2 separate regions of the Mus musculus genome follow, and region 2 is linked to region 1. The links are chromatin contacts, found by Hi-C or POLR2A ChIA-PET in ENCODE. All regions are on one chromosome and are shown on one strand. The core of a region is the stretch at or near the end of the contact, and the rest is flanking DNA. Distances in the headings are between cores, read along the strand shown.

The links. Hi-C counts contacts between places; a loop is a spot of excess contacts on that map. ChIA-PET counts read pairs that join two places held with the same protein, here RNA polymerase II (POLR2A).
Region 2: a map of regulatory T cell shows a loop between it and region 1 (8-fold over the local background). The contact joins the promoter of Jak2 here to the promoter of Rfx3 in region 1. A Hi-C loop is called at or near these places in 1 of 37 maps with a recorded cell type or tissue (regulatory T cell). POLR2A ChIA-PET finds 5 or more read pairs at or near these places in 1 of 5 experiments (embryonic stem cell).

What each region holds. Positions count from the first base shown.
Region 1 is chr19:28,009,850-28,012,448 of GRCm38, reverse strand. Rfx3 (regulatory factor X, 3 (influences HLA class II expression)) reads left to right here and starts at 1,283. Exons shown (of 17, transcript NM_011265.3): 1 at 1,283-1,477.
Region 2 is chr19:29,250,498-29,253,096 of GRCm38, reverse strand. Jak2 (Janus kinase 2) reads right to left here and starts at 1,294. Exons shown (of 25, transcript NM_008413.4): 1 at 979-1,294; 2 at 578-660.

The DNA of each region.
Region 1 (2,599 bases), core at 34-2,533:
TTTTGGGTATTGGCGGGCCTGGGGGCACGTGCCTGCTGGACTCCAGTATGAGGAGAATTGGACGAATATGCTTGAACCATGAGGTTTCAGAAGCTGTGCCTTATCAACTCGAGTTTGAGGTGCCAGGTTGTGTGCTAATAATGTTCTCCATGGACAGAAGCCGTTCCCGTGTCCAACACAGCTCAAGAACAAGCTACCCCCAGGCTGTTAAGAAACCGATGCCAGCTAATAGGGCGATTGGTCTAGCTGGGATCCATCCCGTCAACTCTGAAAGGGTAGAGCCCCTTAAGGACCTACCGAGGGCTACTCTGAAAGGTCTAACCCACCCCTGTAGGGACCCTCATCCTCGGAAAGCTCGAATTCCCTTCCCCTTGGCACTTCCTCCCGGTCCTGCAGGGTGCTAACTTGGCGTCTCGGTTCCGCAGGGAGGTAGCGGCCGCGCCGAGCGAGATGGGTCACCGTTCGCGCGCCCAGGCTCTCGCTCCCTAAGATGGCGGCGGGAGCACCGCTCACACCCCGCCGCCCGCGCTCCTCAGGACCCCGCGGCCTCGGGAGGCGCGAGAAAGCGGAATTCGATGGAGGGGAGGGCAAAGCCGAGACCCTGGAGGCCCGCGCCGGCCGCAGAGAGTCTGGGAAAGGGATCACCCGCGAGGCATAAACGACCGACCGGGAAACACCACACTGGCGACCACGGAGAGGGAGGGGAGAAAAAAAAAAAAAAAAAAAAAAAACCTGAGCGGGGCGGGGGGAAGAGAGGAGAGAGAGGGGAGGAGCGCAGCACATCCGGGATATTAGCTGGGGCCGCCCAGGAAATGACGTACGCCCCGGGGTGGAGCCCGCTCTTCAAAGTGGGGTCTGCCTCCGCGGTAGCGCGCGTCTCACACAGTGTTGGCTCCGTCGTCACTCCCCCTCCCCTGGCTTCGCGCTTTTCCTCTCGCGGCTGCGGGGCGGCTGGGCACAGAGCTGGCGGCAGAGGCAGGCGGGGCTCCTTTGACGGAAAGTAGCCCTCGCCTCCAGACCCTCAGCTTTCCCCGGCGTCCTCCGTCCCGTTCCTCCAGGCAGACTCGCCCTGACCCCGGGCCCGCCAAGTCTTAAAGCGCACCTCGGGGGAAAAACCGACGTCGGAATCCCGACCGCAGCCCCCCGCCCGGGCTCCGAGCTGTCAGTCACGGCGCCGAAGCCGCTTCTTCCGGCGCTCTCGGGCCCGCCCTCTCCCCTCCTCCCTCCCCCCCGCCCCTCCCCGCGCGAGTGTCTCCCTCTCCCTCGCTCCCTCTCTCTCTCCCTCTCTCTCTCTTTTGTGAGTTATAGCAACCGTTGCCTTGTGAATCAAGCGCCATAGTCACCGTAGTCCTGGCGACTGTTACCCATCAACAACAACTACTCCTCTCCTCCTCCTCCTCCTCTTCCTCCTCCTCCTCCTCCCCACCACCACCATCTCCATCACCCACCAACAACACCACAATAATCCACAGCCAAGGTGAATATTCTTCGGTCTCTCTACATGTGTGTGGGAGCGTGTGTGTCCGTGCGTGTGTTCGTGTGTGCGAGCGAGCGTGGCTGTGCGGGGTCTCCCTCCTGACACCGGCTGCGGCCGCTTGAGGGGCTCGGTCCCGGGGGCTTGTTTACAATGGACCCGCGCGCGGCGGGCTCGGGGGTGTGGGCGCCGCGCGCCTGCCCGCCCGGCCTCGGCGCTCGGGGATGGAGCGGGAGCCGGGGCTGCGGGGCGAGCGGGCTAGGAAGCCGCCGCTGTCCGTCGCGGGTGTTGGAGCGTCCCCCCCAGGTCCGCGGGCGCCCAGGAGGAGGGGCAGGTGGAGAGAAGGGGCTCGCTTTCTCCCTCTCTCTTTCTTTAATTCGCTGCTTTGCAAAGCTGCCTGGTGGCTGCTGCTTTCCAAATCGAAATAGACAGCAGTGAGCAGGGGGGGTCCCCAAAAGGTGCTGCGCTGTGGTGGTTGTTGTTCACTTGCGGGGCCTTGTTGGGGGTTTTGTTATTTTTATCCTGGTACCTCGGTGAACTTTTCCCGAAGCCCGCTCCCTTCGTTTCGGCCCCTCTGTGCCTGCTGCTGAACGGACTGCACTTATTTGACCATCACTGGCCTCACGGGATTCTTTTTTTTTTTTTTTCTTTTAAAACTGTATTTTTCTTTGTGCTGCAAACAGTCTTAATATCCATTCAGCAGTCTTCTCCCCCCTTCCCCCCATTTGCACACACATTGAAACTAGGGGGCCTCTGCTGCTCTTGAGAGATTTTTTTTTTAAGTCTGTTTCTCTGTTTCTCTTCTCTCCTCTTTCCTCTCTTGTCTCTCCTCTGTCTCCTCTCCCTCTCCTCTCTCTCTCTCCCCCCTCCCCTTTTCGGGTTTGTGTGTGTGTGTGTGTGTGTGTGTGTGTGTGCTTGTGATTTAAACCGGATGCAGGGCATCTGTGCTACTTTGGTTAGTGGCTACTGACAGCGCTTTATCCTTCATGTGGAGATGGGAGGGGTAGTCCTGAGGTTCTGTTTCACTTTGATGCACCTCCCTCCCCACAGGAGAGTGTTAACAATTTTCATTGTGGTTTAGACTTTGTCTGTGATGAACAGGAAAAGGATATAAGGAAGCTTTGT
Region 2 (2,599 bases), core at 45-2,544, 1.2 Mb before region 1:
TCACTCATACAAACCTATTATGAAACCAAAAGCAACCTCCGGCTTCTTTATTCCCACTTCTGTTTCCCTTCTCCGCATTTCTCCTCCTCTCTGTGACACACTCAGCGGCTCGGTCCTTTCATTCAGGGAAAAGGAGTTTCCCCTGATAGACTAGTAACCACCGGAAAGCAATCAACCAACAAAGCAAGCAGGTGAATACAGGAAGCATTCAATGTGGCAGCAGAAACCCAGCAAAAACAACCAATTTGTTCCCTCAACAGGTTATTTCAATTCCTTGAAAATTAAGACTGGGGAGAAAGGGGGAGAAAGAGACGACTTATTGTTTTCCTCTGCAAGACCACACTGTAAAACCAACAAAGACCGCTTCTTTAAGGATCCAAGAGACACAATAAATACCACCCAATTACTCTCCCACAGCAACAGGAAAAGTTCAACACTGCCATTTTCGCAGTAAGCAACAATTAGTCCTGCCGTTGTACACAAGCATCCAGCCTTCTTAGCAGGCACTGGCTCGCAGATCTCAGACACCCTTGTCTTTAACTGCAGCACCCAGGCAGCCCCGAGCGCTAACACCCACCTTCGCGGGAGGGAAAAAAAGGGCCTCTTCTTCTGGGGAGGGAAAACAGTTCACATCTTGTTCCCGTCGCCTGCTTCAGGAACCTAAAAACAGAAGCAGCAAGTCACTAACTCAAAAACCCAGGGCCAATAGATGCTCTCTTTTTTTTTTTCTGCGCTGTTTAGATGACTAGAAAAATGTACAGAAGAATAAGAAAGAGGGGGGGTCGGGTTCTAAGGCACAAGGGGATGCATGCATTTATCAACAGCTAGCCACTCCTTCCTAGGCTGTCGGAAACCCGCAGGTTTTCTAGCTTTGAAGTTCCCTGCCAGTAGCAGGGGGCTAAGGGGAAAGCAGGAGGCGGGATCGCAGGGAGAACCGCTGCCCCCCGCCCCCATCCAGCAGCCAGGGACTGCACCCACCGGCGACACGGGTCGGGCCACACAGGAGCGCCCCGAGGCGCGCAGGATCCGCTCCTCCGAGACGCGTCGGGCGGGCCGAGGTCTAGGGAGCCCCCGGGCCGGGCGCAGGGTCGAGCGGCCGCCAGGCTGGGCCCTCGGGGGCCCTCCCGCGCGGGCTTGGCCCGCACTCACATCCCGCAGCGGCGGACCCGGCAGCCGCCTGCAGCCCTCGCCGGGACGGACGGGCGCCTCCGGAGCCGGGGCCGCGGCCGAGGCGCCGACGCCGCGCGAGCTCGCCCAGAGCGGGGGCCCGCCCAGCCTGTCAGCGCGGCGGGAGGCCGGCGGTGGCCGCTGCTGCCCCCTTTCTGCTCTGCCTCAGCTTCCTGCAGCCCACGCCACGCCCACCGCGCGCCGAGCCCGTCTCCGCCCTCCAGGGGCCGCACGCCGCCTCCGCTCGGCCCCGCGACGCCGGCTCAGCTGCCCTGCTCGGCGGGCTCCGGCGCGGTGCAGCTTCGGGAAAGCGGCCCCGAGCGGCGGAGCGGGGCGTGGGCAAGCCGGCGGGGGTTGGCGGGGGGGCGGAGGCCGGCACGCCCCACTGCGCCTGCGCCGCCCGCGGGGCCGCTCTGCGGGGCTGGGCCGGGACGGGGGAGGCGGCCGCGGGCTCCGGGGAAGCGGAGGCGCGCGTGGAGATTCCCGGGGCAGCCCCCGGGCGAGAGCGCGCGAGGAGGAGGAGGAGCGGGGCGGGTGCGGGTTGGCGCAGCGTGCTTGCGGCCTCGGCTCGCGGAGGAGACGGCTGGGAATGAGTCAGCCCGGCCGGGAAGGCCCCGCTGCGTCCGAGCTGATAGGATTGGCGGCCGCTGCCTCCGCGGAGACTTTCCCCTTCCTGCTTTCGTTTCCACAGGCGGCTCCCTGCCCTAAGCGCTCGGCCCAGGGGACGTGGCACCGTGGACCGGGCGCTGAGACCCAAGTACCTGACTTCAGTTAACCACCACTTCTGCGAAGGGACCGCTTGGAAGAAGAAACGACGTATAGGGTCCCAAAGAGCCACGTTCATTCATTCAAGAATTTGTTCCCTGCTAGGCAAGGGCTCCCAGGAGAGGAGACGAAGGCAGCACCCATTCTGCATGTGCTATTCTCATAGAAGCCAGAAAAGAGGCTTTAAATCTGCACTGCTCTTTGTGTGTGATTGCCAGTAACGGGTACACACACACACACAAAGGTGAGTGGAGATGTTATTTTGAGATGACCAGAAAAGACCTCTTAGAGTGGCATTTGAGCAGAAATGTGAAGGATGAGAACGATCCAGTCCTGGAACTATCTGGTTTCAAGAAAGAAGCTAACAATGAAAAGGATTCTGAAAAGGGAATGTGTTTTAAGGACCAAGAAAGAACCCTCAATGGAAGACAGTAAAAGGAAAGGGGCTAAATAAGAAGACAAAGAAATAACTGGGGTCATTCTGTATAGGGCTTCTTATTTTTTCTCTTAGCCCCAGGTTTGTCAACCGAAATGAAGCATTCACAACACCCACGTCCCCTTATATACGTGACGGATGCTGTTATTCAGATCTTACATCTATTGTTTTTTTTGTTTTTTCCTTTATTTTTGAGTCTGTGAGCCTGGAACTCACAGAAATCCTCCTACC